2 separate regions of the Mus musculus genome follow, and region 2 is linked to region 1. Evidence: chromatin loops called from intact Hi-C (ENCODE). Cell type or tissue: gastrocnemius. All regions are shown on one strand.

The links. Peaks named below come from ENCODE experiments on the same cell type or tissue, not always from the same donor. Only the 100,000 strongest peaks of a DNase experiment are listed, where the experiment ranks them.
Region 2: it touches region 1 in a loop (4-fold over the local background); 7 of 42 quality-filtered maps call a loop at or near these places.

The regions. Positions count from the first base shown.
Region 1 is chr1:91,480,039-91,488,038 of GRCm38, reverse strand. It overlaps Gm28382 (a long non-coding RNA gene), which reads right to left. Exons shown (of 3, transcript XR_003948697.1): 2 at 4,529-5,030; 3 at 3,264-4,340. It also overlaps the pseudogene Gm19085. Among named protein-coding and RNA genes, the nearest start is that of Gm28382, 5.3 kb to the right of the region's middle. In gastrocnemius, no CTCF peak of the experiment used is centred here; DNase peaks (open chromatin) are centred at 3,880, 4,195 and 4,537.
Region 2 is chr1:91,343,960-91,351,959 of GRCm38, reverse strand. It overlaps Espnl (espin-like), which reads right to left. Exons shown (of 9, transcript NM_001033292.3): 9 at 3,657-7,645. The coding sequence ends at 6,023. Klhl30 (kelch-like 30) reads right to left here and starts at 887. Exons shown (of 8, transcript NM_027551.2): 1 at 825-887. In gastrocnemius, CTCF peaks have their summits at 4,850 (motif pointing left) and 6,389 (motif pointing right); DNase peaks (open chromatin) are centred at 6,454, 6,651, 6,845, 7,780 and 2 more places; H3K4me3 peaks cover 2,276 bases; H3K27ac peaks cover 4,790 bases.

The DNA of each region.
Region 1 (8,000 bases):
TGGAGACTTTACCATCCCATTGTGTGAAGATTTGCAGTACATCTGCTTGCACCATCTGAAGGCTCTGAGGCCCTCAAGCTGGAGCTGAGCCAAAGACCTACAGTTGAACTTTTTGAGACATAGAGCATGGCAGCAATGACATTCAGTCCACCTGTTGAGTCTTCAAACTCCATAAAGAAGGGCACATTTTTACAAGGAGACTCACTTTTGAATGAAGATTTACATCAACATCAAAAGATATTGTAGTGAAGCTTCTACTGAGATACCGCTGGATCTCACCAAGTGTTTGAAAACATCATTACGGTACTACACAGGGTCAGTGGACTGCCTTACACATTTGTATGTGTGTATACAGACATATACAGATACGTAGGACCTGTTTCCTTTTGTACAAGGAAGACTTCCTAAGAATGGTTATTTGAGAACTGAAGCAGGGCCACAGAAGACACTGCTTCTTGGCTTGCTTTTCATGCCTTGGTCGGCTTGCTTTTTTATACAGTCCACACCAACTTGTCCAGGAATGGCCCTGCCCATCAGTCATGAATTCTATGAATGCCCTGCAGACCTGCCATAGTCTAGACTATGGAGGCTGTTCTTCAGTTGAGAATTCCTCTTTTCAGGTGACTCCAGTGTATGTTAATTCAACAAAACCTAAAGGAAACAGTTGCTAATTCTTTTTAGGGCTGGAGAGATGGCTCAGAGGTTAAGGGCACTGACTGCTCTTCCAGAGGTCCTGAGTTCAATTCCCAGCAACCACATGGTGGCTCACAACCATCCGTAATGGGATCTGATGTGCTCTTCTGGTGTGTCTGAAGATAGCTACAGTGTACTCATATTAAATAAATACATAAGTCTTTTTAAAAAATTCTCTTTATAACTAACTAACTAAATATTGTTATTGCAGAACACCATAGATGAAAGCAAATATACATATAGTTTAAAAGGATACCACATTTGGCGCTCCAGCCTCACATCAAAGTATGTGTCTTATTAAAGTAATACAAGGCGATACTCTTGACACTTGCTTTCTGTCTTCCTCAGTGGCCCTTGGAAAGTGAGCTGCATGGTCAGGGAGCTGGAGGGATGGCTCATCCCACTTGCTTTGCTCACTCTGCACCTCAACATCTCAGACAGACGCAGGCACTTTAGATCCTTCTCCTATTGCTGCCGTGAAACTCTGACAGAAGCAACCTGTGAAAGTAAGAACTTGCTGCAGCTCACTCTCTCAGGGTGCTGTCCCTCGTGGCGAGGATGGCAGGGACCCAGAGGCGACTGCTCACACTGTGCCCGCAGTGAGGATGCGGGAGAGATGCATGCTGTTGTTCCATTGCCATTTTCCTTATTCAGTCCAGGGTCCCAGGGCACGGGATGATGCTGCCCACATTCAGGGTGGGTCTTCCCACCTCCATTAACCTGAACTAGAAACTCCCTCACAGGCATGCCCACACTCCAGAGTGGTTTTAGAGCTTGGCCTAGTTTGCTTTCCATTGCTGTGATAAAGGTCATGACCAAAAGCATCTTGGAGAGGATGTCCATCACTGAGGAAAGTGAAGGCAGGAGCTCAAGGCAAGAACCTGAAGGCAGGAACTGAAGCAGAGCCATGGAGAAGTGCCGCTTACTGCCTTGCTCCCTGTAGCTGGCTCAGCTACCTTTCATACACTACCCGCCCAGGGGTGGCGCTGCCCATAATGGGCTGGGCCCTTTCCCATCAACCATTAATCAAGAAAATGCCCTCCACAAACTTGCCTACAGGCCCATCTGATAAAGGCTTTTTCTCAGTTGAGGATTCCTCTTCTTAGATGACTCTAGCTTGTGTCAAGTTGACAAAAGCAAACAAAAGAACCTCACACAACTAGACAGTACACTGAGCCTTAACCTTCACAGGCACATGGCAATTGTTGAATGCTGGTTAAATTATTATTTGAGATGCTCTTTCAAAAGGTTCTTAATAATCTGGCTATAATTTAGAAGCATACCATGGTTTTAATAAAAAAAAGGGAAAGTTATAATGTTCCTTATATAATGTGGCCTCAGTAACGCCCCTCCCTGTGTGTGTGAGCAAGAGACAGATAGACAGACAGGATGAATGAATGAATGAATGAAAAACTCAGTCCAATAGTTTCAGACTCTTGGAGATTATTTCCCAGTGTTGTGGTTGTAGGACAGTTGTTCTAATTCCTTATATTTCATTATACCTTCAACTTATTTCTCAATAATATTAACTATTAATCATTTTAAGTTTGAAATTGTCAGAGGGAGCCAAGAAATAAGGATGTCTTTGTAGGAAACATGATCACAGACCCTCTGATTTCCCATTGTGGGATGACTGTCTTTTTTCACATTCATTTCTGGGACTGAAGTTTATCCAACAGGGGAGAGAGCCTGGAATTAGGGAGACAGCTGTCACCAGAAACAGTTGCCTTCTGTTGTGCAGTAGCAAACTACTGGCCTTGAAGTCCTCTGTCGCCTTACCAGGTAGTGAAGGAGTTGTAGTTAAGATGCTTGGGAGAGTCCTGCAACCTCGTTGCATGTAGAAGCCTAAAAGGAAGCCCCCACCCCTGCTGCCTCCCAAGGCAGGGTCGGGGCCCAGTGCAGTTTGATCTGAGTTTTTCATGCTAGGAGCCCTAGGCTGGAGATCTGACTGGGTAGCTTAAACCCTTGGAGACACATACAGAATCATTTGTATTGGCACATGCCTGGGTTTCTTTTTTCTGTTGCTATGATAAAATACTCAGACAGAAGCAAGATATAGGAGAAAGGGTTCATTTGGCTCACAGTTCCAGGTGGTAGTCTATCATAGTGAAATCATAGTGACAAGAAATTGAGTGAACTGTTTGTGTATCTATGACTCGACTGTGACTCGTCCACAGTCGAGTGCAAAGAGCAAGGATTAGTGCACACAAACTCTTGCCCAACTCATTTCTCTACCCTTATGCAGCATCCCTTGCCTATGGAATGGTGCCACCCACAGTGGGCTGGATCTTCCTATATCAGTTAATGTAATCAAGATAACCCCCCACTAAATTATTGTGGTGACTTAAAAAGATGTCAATACTGAGTTGTATATCTTATTTTTTTTTAAGATTTACTTATTATTATAAATAAGTACACTGAAGCTGTCTTTAGACACACCAGAAGAGGGCATCAGATCTCATTACAGATGGTTGTGAACCACCATGTGGTTGCTGGGATTTGAACTCATGACCTCTGGAAAAACAGTCAGTACTCTTACCCCCTAAGTCATCTCACCAGCCCAAGTTGTATATTTTAAAATAAATTTTATTAGTTTGATTTAAAAAAAGTCAACAACCCCGCCCCCCAAAAACTAGGCTAGCAACTTGAAGAGGAGCAACATGTGCAGGGTTTGAGGAAATATTAAGGGCCAGTGGGAGGAAAGGGAGGAGGGAAAGTCATGCAATTATATTTCAGTTACAATCTTACTAAATAAAAAGACAGTTGTCATGAAAAAAGATAACCCCACACTCACTAACCTGATCTAAACAATTCCACACTAACACTCTCTTCCCAGATAACTGTAGATTGTGTCAGAAAACAGTTAAAACTAATGATCACAGAGCACTCTGCTCTGTGGGAGGGAGGGACAAAGACATTTTATCCTATTTCTCAAATAAAGGGTCAAAATCCGTCTGCTGCTAAAGTCCTAGGCCAACACTTACCAGAAAAGTCTAGTCGACCAGTGTACAAAGTCAGCTTAACTAAGCAACTATTTGCCCTCCCAAATAATTATCGAGGACAAGGCATACAGGTCCATCAGGACACTGTGACCTTGAAGATTTCTGCTGGAGTGAGAAATCTTGGCAGGCAAGGATCAGAAGATGGACCCAGGCCAATGCCAAGACCTGAGGCGCCTCAGACACCACGGGAGCTCATAGTCTTCCTGGCTTCCAAGTACTCTACACATTCTCCTCAACCAAGCCCACCGGGAGTTCTCTTGCCTGGATACCTATACCCTCCATGCCCATAAGCCTGTCATTCATTCCTGCTGACCTCGTGGCCCCACTTAGACAGCTTTGACCAGATGCTCAAGTAGCTGCCGTGGCTGTGTCCTGACCTGTACTGTCTCATCTGTCCGGAATGCAAGCTCCCACGAAGCAGCTGGGACCCTGGATGTCTCCTCAGGATACCCGAGACATGTCAGCTGACTAGATGGGTGAGGGGCTCGAACAGTGGCCTGGCAGATGCTGTAGATGTCACCAGATGCTCTTTCAGATCACAGCCCTTGCTCCCGTGGCTGCCAGGAAGTGTGGACCTCTGGCGTCTCTCCTCTCTGGGAAGACCTGGCCATTGTCCTCTTTCTCAGTTCCACTGCTCCAGGCAGCCTGTGTTCAAAAAATTGGTTGAACTAAAGCCCACTTTCCAGAAGTTTCTACCAGACGTGGTCTCAGAAAGCAGACCCTAAAATGAGGTTTGATAGCTAAATCGGCAAGGGTACAGGAAAGGGAGACCTGACAGTCTGCTGTAGAGACAACAGGGCAACCTTCATTGTGGTGAGGTTAGGTCGGCTTACCAGCAGGGGGCACCATCTCCACTAGTTGAAAGGACTTTGGACTCTTCCCATTCTGTTGAGGATGCCTAAAGAGAGGCTGAGGACCTCCATGACAGCACAGACTCTTGCTGTCAAAGAACAGAGCTGGCTGAGAATCAGATATGAAATTAATTCCCAGGGAATGGAGTTCCAGGAAGGCTTAATTCTTACCTCCAAGGCCACATTCCCAGTGGAGAAGCAATACAGCCCTTTGACTGGGAAAATGAGTCTCCCATATAGGCTAGCCCTCTGGAAGCTTCCCAGCCCCCTATGCAGTCTTCCTCCTTCTCAAAGACAGCGAGCGATAGATGGTTACTCCAGAATCCAGCTCAGTCTTCTACTGCAACAGATGACTAGGGTCAAGTCCTAGCAGAACCTCTCTGGGACCTTCCTGGCCCAGAGAATAGATGAAGTACTTCAGGGGCTGCTGGTAATCAAGCTGTTATTGCACAGACAACAGGAACCAGGCAAGTGACATCCAGGACTGCACAGAATATAAAGGGGAATGGATCAGACAGCTGGATGTGAGTTTTGACCTTTCAGACCTGACAGCTCAGGGACAGACCTTGACCATGGAAAAGAACATTCTCAAATGGCCACCAGCTATGATAAAGATGGGACTTTAACTTCCTTCCTAGGTATAGCACTGGCTTCACACCGGCAATGAATACTGCAGGGGCTGGGGGGGGGGTGTCGTTTCCTGCATCTCTGCCAATGTTGTTTCCGTTCCGCAACGGTCCTGATTTGATTCCAAGAATAGAGCATTAGAGAAAGGTTGTTTAGAGCATGGTTGGGGAATGATAAACAGGGTTGTTTGGGAGGCTCAGGGCCCAGCCCATGCACAAAAGGAAAGGAGAAGGAGTCTGGTAGGTAGGCCAGAGAAGAGAGGCCAGGAATGTTTGGGACGCCCTGGGAAGCAGAAGGTGGGGATGAGGACAGACCCCATCTAAAATGAGTTATCAAAAATCTTTCCTGAGTAAGTGGCCTTCCAGAGACAGATGATATGGGAGTCACCATGCATTTCCTGGGACAACTAGCTCTCAGGAATTCTTTAGTCTGCTTCCTTCCCTTCCCTTCCCTTCCCTTCCCTTCCCTTCCCTTCCCTTCCCTTCCCTCCCCTCCCCTCCCCTCCCCTTCCTTTCCCTTCCCTTCCCTTCCCTTTCTTGTTCTTTTCTTTTTTCTTTTCAAATGTGTATACTGTGCTGAATAGGCTGAAGTATTCCCAGACTATCTACAAAGTTTAACCATGTTTTCAAGAGTGTCCATGTGTTCTGTCTCTGGTAAATAAGACCTTAAACTAACACTCCATGCTTCCCCCCCCCCCCCCGTGCGACCCAGTTATGTGCAGAGGCCAGGCTGAGTAGAGCTAGCCCAAACCCCGAGAAGTAGGAACCGTGAGGTGAGTAGCATGTGACCCCCGTGAGGCCTGGAAAGGTACAGAGTGAGCAGGGGTGGGAGCCTGCTGGAAACTTCTGCCTTCCATTTTTGCCGTGTGGTGTTTGCCACGAAGGCAGTTTCAGGTCTTACTGTTGGCCAGCAATAGCCACCGTGTTCCGGAAGTCACACTGTGAGGATGTCAGGAATTGTCTCATTTAGTCCTCAGAACCCCAGGAAAAGACAAGTCAAGAAAACACGCCAGATAACAACAGGCAAGGGTGCAAACAGACATTCCTCCAAAGAAGATGTGCAAGTGACCAAGTCCATAATAAGATGGTAGGGGTTAGTGACTCAGGAAATGTAAATTAAGGAGCCAGGAGATGATTCGATGGGTGAGGGCACAAGCCTCACAACCTGAGTTTGATTCCCAAGAACCTCATAAAAAGCTAGCTGTAGTAGCATGCATCCCACCATTCCCAGGACTAGATGGTAAGCAGAGACAGAGAACCTCCCAAAACCTCCTAGGCCAGCTAGTCTGGAGTAGACAGCTCAGCAGCAGAAACAAGAAAGACAGACTGTGCCTCAATAAGAGTCAGCAAGGAAGGATAGACCTGGCTCTCAAAAGTTGCCCTGTGACCTCCATATGTGCCCTCTGGCAAGTGCTCACCCACACTTGTACACACACATAAGCATGTGAAAGCAAAGCAAAGCAAATCATAATGAAATTCCATTTCTCATCCCTTAGGACGGTGGTGTCGTTTGAATGTGGGCGGTCCTGACAGGCTGATGCTGTTAGTGTTTGGTCCCCAGCTAGTGGAACCAAGTCACAGCTGCTCTGTGTGTAAAAAGTGGAAGAAGGGATACTCAATTCCATGCTAGATGTTTTATCACGGTGACTTTCTCTCTTATCGAGACAGGGTTTCTTTGTGTAGCCTTGGCTGTCCTAGAACTAGACCAGGCTGGCTTCAAACTCACAGAGATCTGTGTGCCTATGCCTCTGGAGTGCTGGGATTAAAGGCACATGTCAGCATTGGAGAGATGCTCAGTGGATGAAGCTTTTGACGTACAGGTGTGTGGACCAGAGGTTTGGATCCTCAGCATCCACATAAATGCAAGTCAGAGGTGGTGATCATTCTGCAAGGGATTCTCTGAGCAAAACAGCTAGTACAGTAGCTGAACTGGCAAACCCCAGGTTTAGTGAGACACCCTGGCTAGATAGACAGAGTGGAGAGTGATTGAGGAAGAGACTTAGTGTCAATCTCCGGTCTCTGTATGCACACACTCATGTGTGCATGAACACTTGCACTCATGCAAACACACACATACATGCACCACACACACAAATCCTCAAAGGAGCTGCCAATATCAATTCTATTTTATGAAGAGAGAACATTAAGAGCTGATAGCAGGTCTTATCTGGGACTGGATAGGTATGGCCCCAGAGCCTGGGATTTCCAGAAGTTATTGACTCTTGGCCAGTTGGAACATGGCTCCTGAGATGACCCCATAATGGGGGAAGAGGTGCCCATATCTGGTCTTTCCTGAGACAGAGATTCAGACATGTTTTCTCAATATTCATTTAGCAATATAGGCCATTCTCTTTGTTCAATCCAAATAGATAAATTTTTATATGTGCTTTGCAATTGTTATAAATTTAGGACAGATGATACTGGGCATAATGCTGGCATTGAGAAAAAAAAAAACAAAAAAAAACAGGTCTGCACCATGCAAGAAGCTGCTGAATGGGGCCAGGCTTGTTCTTGGACTCTTGGGAGCCCTCATGAAGGAGGAGCATGGAATGGCTGCTTTTATTGAGTGCAGTGAAATGTTATAAGCAAACAAACACGAAAAAAGCAAAAGCATTCAACTTGCTGAGACTTACAATGTTCTCCACAAATGCTCAGTCTACCCTGATTAGTCCCCTTGTAGTCAATGTGGGCTATGCTGGGCTTGACAGTGAGCCTGCTGTCTGCATGGTGATTGCACTGGGGATAGGGTAGGGACAGGAGCCGGTTCCCAACTGGCCAGAATGAACCCATTAGCAGCTGGGGGGCTCTGCTTTCAGGGTAATCCCATT
Region 2 (8,000 bases), 140 kb after region 1:
AGCATGAAGGGGGAGGGGGAGGGACAACGCTAAGGAGAGATGGGAGGGTATACACAGAGTCCCTCACAGCTGAAAGCCGCACAGTGGTAGTGTATTGCCCTCCCAGGGGTCCCTCACACAGTCACCAGTGATAGAGGATTAGCAAGACTGGTGGATTCCTAGAACACAGGGACATCAAAGGATGAGCACTATCCAGTGAACTGGCAAACCACAGGGCCTGCGGCTTGGGGCTGGTTGGGCACTTGAGACCCACACCCCCATCCCCATGCCCTCTCCTTCCTACAGCACAGGGACCTACCTAAGCATCTACTCAGGAGGATGTTCAAGGAGCAGCCTTGGCTTAGGCCTACAAAGGGAAGCTCAGGACCCTCAAAGCCACCAGGAATCCATTCTGTCTAACCTCTTAGGGAGGCCTCTGGTTGGGGTTATAGTATTTTAGCTGAGGCATGTGCAGGAAGGGCTGTGCCCAAGGCAACACCCACAGGCCTTGCATTCCGGTCACTGCTGGACTCTTTGGCTCATAGCTACAATGGTTCAACCAGGCCTGTGCATGCTGCACGTCTCCAAGGGACCTCAGAGACACCTTCAGACACCTGCTGCCCTGTAGCCCCACGGAGGCTGGAGGGTAAAGTGGGAGTTCAGAGTCTTACCAGGGCATGCTCATGCCAATAGCTTTAATTCAGCCCTGCTAATGCAGCTCTGACTGCATTCCTGAAGTCCGACTTCTCTCTCTGAGCCCACCCAGCTCCCAGGAGCCCCTTGCCTGTAGACGGCTCTGCTAAGCTTAGCCAGAACTCACCTCCTTATAGAACCCCTGGTCTTACCTGTTAGTAGACTCCCTTAGGGCTCCTTGCTGAGACCATAGACCAAAGGGCAGGACTTAGGCTGAAGTGTGGGCCACAAAGGAGACCTGCTGGGCTGGGCTAGGCTGGGCTGGGCAGACCACGTGGGAACTTAGGGGTATTTTTAGCTTCTGTATGGGTGAAAGGGGGGGAGGAGTGAGGTCACAGCTCTTCGAAGACTGTCTCCTTTGAAAAGCTACACTGTCTCTATCACACAGGAGGTCTCTGGGTTACAGTAGGGGCAGTAGGGAACTTGGACAAGTTGGTGCTTTGATTCATCCCGGGCAGTTAGGCTGAGGTGGGGGAGCCGAGAATGTAAGACAGACACATGCAGGGTGGAGACAGCAGGAGTCTGTACTGGGGTCTGTCGGGCCATAGAAGGTTGCTCAGGACCTTCTTGTACTGCTTCATGCTGAACTGACAGGGACCCAGATAGCCATGGTCCCTCTGTGGAATGGGACAACATGGCGCCTGAGAGGGTGATGTCTCTTGGGCTCTTGGAGCAGGGAGGTTCCCTAACTGTTGTGGGACATATCTAGAGCTAGCTCTGCACTTGCTCTGGGCTTGCACTTAACAGCTTGCACTTGTTGCTTACTTATCTTGAGTAAGCACAGGTTGGTCAGCCTAGTCTCAAAGCTTGGGGTCCATGGTGAAAGTGGGTGAGACTTCAGGGGTAAAGGCTGTGCTCAGGGCATGGACAGGCTCCCTGACACCTGGGTGTGCAGGTGGGAGAGCCTGGGGTTCTCTCTACATAACAAACAAAGCCTTGGCCTTGGGCTGCCCTGGTGTTTCCCTCCTTCCTGGGTGCTCCAGGCAGCGGAGAAATAGGGTCATCTAAAAATAAAGCAGCTGAAGTTTGTAATCTTCCATGCAGTGTGTGGTTCATGGGGACACACTTCACAGACAGAGTCTAGGTTACTGATGCCACCCAACGTCAGGTTGTGCCAGGGAACTGAGGAGGGCGAGAGCCAAGCTTCCCAGGTAAGGGGGATCTTAGTCAGTTTCTATTCCTGCACAAAACATGACCAGGAAGCAAGTTGGGGAGGAAAGGGTTTCTACCTTCACCAATGACCTTCCGTGGCCTCTCACAGTGCCGAGCTCAGCTGCTCTTCATGACCCCTTCATGCCTCCAAAACCAGTACCAACTGGATGACTCTTACACATTACCAAGTCCAGCCACAGCCCAAGGTACAACCTTGGCTATCTCTGGAACACAGCCTCTGTACTCTCAGAAAACACTTCCCAGAAGATGTCACCTCAATGATGCTCTTAATCTCTTCTTAATCACCGCTAATTTCTTAGCTCCAGGTAACCAGCATCAATTGTCCCAGTAATACAAAGGTTTCACTTTACTAGTTCTGGTATCTTGTTAATCACAGCTGATTCTTCAGTCCCAGCTAACCAGAACTACAGAATCTTCCCAATCAAAACAGCAATGGCCCTGATAAGAGTCTTTAATCTTCCCTCTGAAATTTCACAAGCAAGGCCTCCATCTTCTGCACTGTTCTCAACATTATCTTCCAAGCGCCTTCAGAACACCCCACAGAGCTCTTAACACCGAATGGATCTTCTAGCCCAAAATTCCAAAGTCCTTCCACAGTCCTCCCGAAACATGGTCAGGTTGTCATAGGAATACCCCACTATGCTGGTACCAAATTGTCTTAGTCAGAGTTTCTATTCCTGCATAAAACATGGTAACAAGAAGCAAGTTGGGGAGGAAAGTGTTTATTCAGCATACACTTTCATGTTGCTGTTCATCACCAAAGGAAGTCAGAACTGGAATTCAAGCAGGTCAGGAAGCAGGAGCTGATGCAGGGGCCACAGAGGGATGTTACTGGCTTGTTTCCCCTGGCTTGCTCAGCTTGCTTTCTTATAGAACCAAGGACTACCAGCCCAGGGATAGTACCACCCACAATGGTCCCTCCCATCCTTGATCACTAATATCTTACAGCTGGATCTCATGGAGGCATTTCCTCAAGGGAGGGTCCTTTCTCTGTGATAACTCCAGCTTGTGTTAAGTTGACCACAAAACCAGCCAGTACAGGGTGCTTTAATGCACAGGTAGGATACCTCAGTGCACAGAAGGGACACCTCAGCCTGGGTGAGCAGGCTAGGCCGTATCATCAGTACCTCCCTCCTTCTCACATGTAGAATAACCATAGGTATGCTGCTTTGGGAGGGCACTAGGGATGGAAGTGATGTTCTCACAGACAGGGTCCCAGGTGGCCCTGAGGGACAGCCCTCCTGGCAGAGTGCTGGATACATGACATCTTCCTGTCTGGTACAGCAGCTGGGGACATTCATGTAGCAGACACTCACTACAGCCTCATTCCCAGGAAGAACTTGTTCATCCCCAGGAGAGCCCTGCAGGGCCTGCCATGTGCAGGGCCCCTGCTCTGTGCTTCTCTCCTTACTCACCTCCATGACCTTCTCCTTCGTCCCTCGTTTCTTGGCCACAGTGAGACGCTCTCTCCGGTTTTGATATTAAACTTCATGTGGTATAGGGGACCCTCATGGGTGTCCTTGTCTGGGAGGCATTTAGGGGAAAGATACTGAAGCAAGGTGAAGGCTTTGCTTAACACCCCATTTGCAGGGTCAGTGCCTCCCTGCTCTGTCTAGAGGGAGTGAAGGACAGGAATGGTGACACAGGCTCTGTCACAGAGAGTGCTGGCTGTGCCAAGTGAGCAGGTCCCCAGCAGACCATGCGGGCACTAGAGGCTCGGTGCATCATCAGATGACAGACCAGGCAGGAGACACAACACTAGTATAAGGGTCTGAAAATTGCTGAAGGAAGACCCCAGCCTCAGAGAGTATGCAAAAACAAAGAGTGTTTATTCTGCAGAAACAACCAGCATGCGGGGGGCCAACCATTTTTTGAAATGGTTACCCTAGATAAAGGTAGGTTACTTTAAAAGGTAGGGTAATCTAAAATTTCCTTTGTGAGTGCTAGTGGGTCACAGGTGATTAGAGGTCTGCATTTCTATGTCATGTTTAACCATAGGATGAGATAGGGCTGCCCAGCACAGGTGGCTCATTCTGAGATATTTCCCCATTTTGTGCGTATCCTTAGGCTGTTCCTGGAGCTGGCGCTTATGGCCTTCTTTTCGGAATCAGGCCTGGTCCTTAAATGGAGACAAATGGGGTTTCTGTTGCCCTTTCAACTAGGATCTCAAAATGACAGATTTCTTCCAAGGGCTGCACCTTTAAAATAGGCCTAGGGTGATTTGGAAAAAAAAAAAATCACACACACGGGTTTGAAAAGTATAAAGAAGAACTCTCCAGCAGCAAATAACAATATCCCTTACAGACTGTCAACCATGAGTCTGGGCGTGACGCGGGAGGAGCCCAAGTCACTGTTTTGATCACTTGATGGTGAATCATGAGCTTTGAGGAGATTGGTTTGAGAACACAGGTTTAAATTTCATCTGGACATGGCGATACCTTCCTTCCCAAGGCTGGAGGTGACACCAGGCACAGCTCCTATTCACGGGCTTTCGGGTCACTTTCCATTTTGGGTGCTGTGATGAAGAGGATCAGCTATGCAGTTATTTCCCCCAGAATAGACTCCAAGTGTGAATTCACCAAACTAAAATGTGCCACCATCTTTAAAAGGTGCAGCTTACACCAGAGGGCCGGGGCTGGGAGGGGGCACTTGCTTTTGCTGGTGTGTGGGTATTGTGGTGGCAATTTTATTTAGCAAACATATATCCAGCTTCAGCTTCTGATGAGACTCTAAAGGCAGAGGAAGCCAAAGGCAGAAAAGGAGGATTCACCCCACCATCTCAGAGCAGGTCCCAGGTGGGCCCAGGCTGGAGGCAACTTGGAGCCAGGACCTGTACCACTGCCCTTTGTGGCTCCCCCAGCACCAAAACCCATGCCCTGTGCCAACTTTATCTCCCTGGAGGTCCCCGTCTATGGGACCCTTACATAGTCTTGAGTCTGTATAGACTGCCTTTCTACTGTCATCCCAGAGCCCAAGGTTAGGACTCCCTGCTCCCCCTAGTGGTAATGCGGGGACACTGTAGGAGACTCTTGGAGATGGCCTGTCCCCACTGTGCATGGCTTTGCCCCTAAGAGACTTGACTGCAGATCCCTGTCCCATGCCAGTTGTATTCTCCTCAAAAAGTCACTACCCCAAAGTCCTCCATGGATTCCAGGCCAGTTCTCCTGGCCCCCATAAGGTGGGTGGTGACTCATCCTTCTGTCTGTCACCAGAAGCGGGAATCAAACAAGCTCTATCTTACAGTCAGCAATCTGGGGGTGGGGAGGGATCCCTCTCTAGCACCTGGCTCCTGTGGCTCTCTATGGTACCTGGAATCCCCAAGGTGTTTAACTCCTTTCTCTGTGCCCAAGTGGGAAGGTGACACCCAGATGTCCACATGAACACCCCTGCTATGTTTGCCCCTTGCTGTAAGCTGTTCCCAGCTTCTGAAGGCCAGTTTCCCTCCAGAGGATACCAACCTTTCTATTCAAAGGGTTCCTCACCTCTTGGTATCCTTGCTCTTAGGGACCTCCTGTGGCCCAGCCACGGCCTCCATCTGAGGGTCTTGGAAGGGTTAGTCAGCTGGAAGACAAAGGCCTAACAGAGAGCTTTCCTTCAGGGTCCAGGCAGTGCCAGAGAAGAGATGCTGCTAGCATTCATACCATAGCAGCTATGCTGACCAGCAGGAGAATCGGGGCAGGGCCACTTGTCTGCCTTGAGGCTTTGGGGTCTCAGAAGCTCTCCTGTCAGGGAGATTGGTCACTCTAGACACAGCTCCCTCTGGTTTTAGAGATAGGAAGTTGCCAGAAAACAAACAAACAAACAAACAATAGAGGCAGGCCCAGAGCTGAGGCCCAAAGGGAGGTGTAGAGAAGGTGGCCGTGTAGCTGAGACCACCTGAGCCATTAAAACTGACACCCATGTGACAGCTGGAAACAGAACCAGCTCCTTGGCTGCAGGACCCTCAGACCCATACGACCACTTGAGGGTCTGAGGGCTGTGCTCACAAGTGAGAAGGATTTGATCCCAGTCACTGCTCAGAAGAGATGGGCACCAAGGCCTAAGAGACCTCTGATCTCTATGAAGACAGACAGAAGTCAGCCCACTTCACCTGACCCCCGGGGAGCACAAAGAATGAACAAAGGAACCCCAAACCTCTCCCCCCCCCCCCCAGCGTCCTATCGCACCAGGTGAACAGTCATTCTCCAAAGTTAAACATCTCAGCCTCTTTCTCCTTCCAGAATGCGAAGCTGCGGTCGATGTAGCCACAGATGTCTCCGCTGTTGAAGCTGCTCCCCTGGGAATCAGACCCCAGCCTCGGCGGCACCGCAGGTTCAGGGCCGCTGCCAGGAAGGGAAGCATGGGGCAAGGACCCGAGTGGTGTCAGGCCCAGCTTGCGACCTGGCTCCACGTCCCAGGGGGGACCCTGGCTGGAGCCGAAGAAGCGGGCTTTGATGTCCTCAAAGCCGTCGGTCCAGGCGCGGCGACCCGCGGCCACCTCGTCGGTCACTGCCTTATGGAAGGCTCGCACAGCCTCCCAGCCGTGTGCGCCCAGATGCTCGAAAACCTCGAAGCACAGCAGGTGGCGCATCTTGCGCTCCTCGGCTGGCAGGTCGCACTCCAGGAGCTGGAAGTAGCCAAGCATGAAGAGGTCCAGCGAGAGGCTGTTGTAGGGCACGGGGGCCCCGTCCACGTGCGGCAAGAACTGCTCCGGAGACAGGGGCCCACGCTCCCTGCGGCTCAGCCTCCGCAGCTGCCGGGCGGGCACGTGCGCCATGATGGCTTTCCAGGTGCCCAGCAGGTGGGTGATGATGCCACGCTGCTGCCACAGGTGGCCAAGCCGAGGGCCATCGCTGGGCTGCGGGGAGGACGGCCGGGGGCTACCCGCGGCCTCTGGGCCCCTGGATCGTGCACGCTGAGCCTCCAGGGTCCTGCAGGCTGCCGTCCGGAGCGCGGGCGTGTAGGCTGACTTCTTCCAATGGCCGAGGAAGAGCATGACGATGCGCTCCTTGCGCAAGCTGGCCAGGTCCAGCCCTGGACCCGCGCCGGCCTCTGACGGGGCCTCTTCGCAGCTGATGCCCGAGTCGCTGGCCTCCTCTGTGTCGCCTGGCCCGGGCTCCCCACCCATCGCGTCGCCTCGGGGCTGTGGCGGCGCCGACCAGCAACCTCTCAGACACTGGCCAGGCCGCACCCCCAGCTCACAGGGACCCGAGTTCAAGGCGCAGGGCAGATCAGGGGCAAACTCGAAGTTCCCCCGCAATGTCCGAACTGACACTCCGCACTCTTGGATCTCGCGCTGGGCCTCGCTCCGGGAGGGGCCGGCAATGGTCTCCTTGCCTAGGTCCTGCGGGACCGGTGAGGGTGGTTTCTCCTCACCCTGTGCCAGCCCGTTCATACCCTTCAGCAGCAGGGACATGCTGCGCACCAGGCGACCGATGTGGCTGCACCAGAAGGGCAGCGGCTGCCCTCTGGGCTCGGCCTTCCCCGGCTCCTCGGAGGCTTCGAGTTCAGTCGCCAGGACTGGAGCTTCCTCGTCTTCCAGGCCGGGAGCCCGGGGCAGAAAGTGGCTGTTGACGGTGATGCTGACCAGGGGCTCGGGCAGGAGGGCCTGCAGCTGGGCTGCCAGCCGGCCCAACTCACTCTCATACTCCTGGCAGCGTCGCCGGAGCTGCAGGTCGTTGATCTGCTTCTCCAGGTATACAAGATCATCCTCCGTCAGCAGCTCTCCAAAGGGGCCCAGGATGGCCTGGTGCGTCTGTGAATATCTCCAAGTTGCCTGTTCTGCAGCGGTGGGCCCTGAGTCCTGCCTCTGACTCTGGTCCTGGACACAGGAAGGCTGGGTCAGCAGCCACCCATCACAGCTCATACTCACTAGTGCTCTGCCTGGTTCCCTAAAGCCTAGACCCTGGACACCAGCTGGTCCTCCCCCTGGCTTTACAGTGTGAAGCTGGCGGCTGGCCAATCCAGTCCAGAGTGGGAGGCTGGCAAAGATGGGTACTGCTTGCTCCCCATGGTCTTTTAACACTTGTTGGTGCTGCTGACTGCCAACATACTTGGGCACTCCACTTAACCCTGAGCAGCCCTGCCTGCCTCCTCACCAGCCTGGGGATGGACATTACTGTTCTAGGCAGTGTCTATCTGCAAGGGGCCAACACAGAGGCTCTGTACAAGCCATC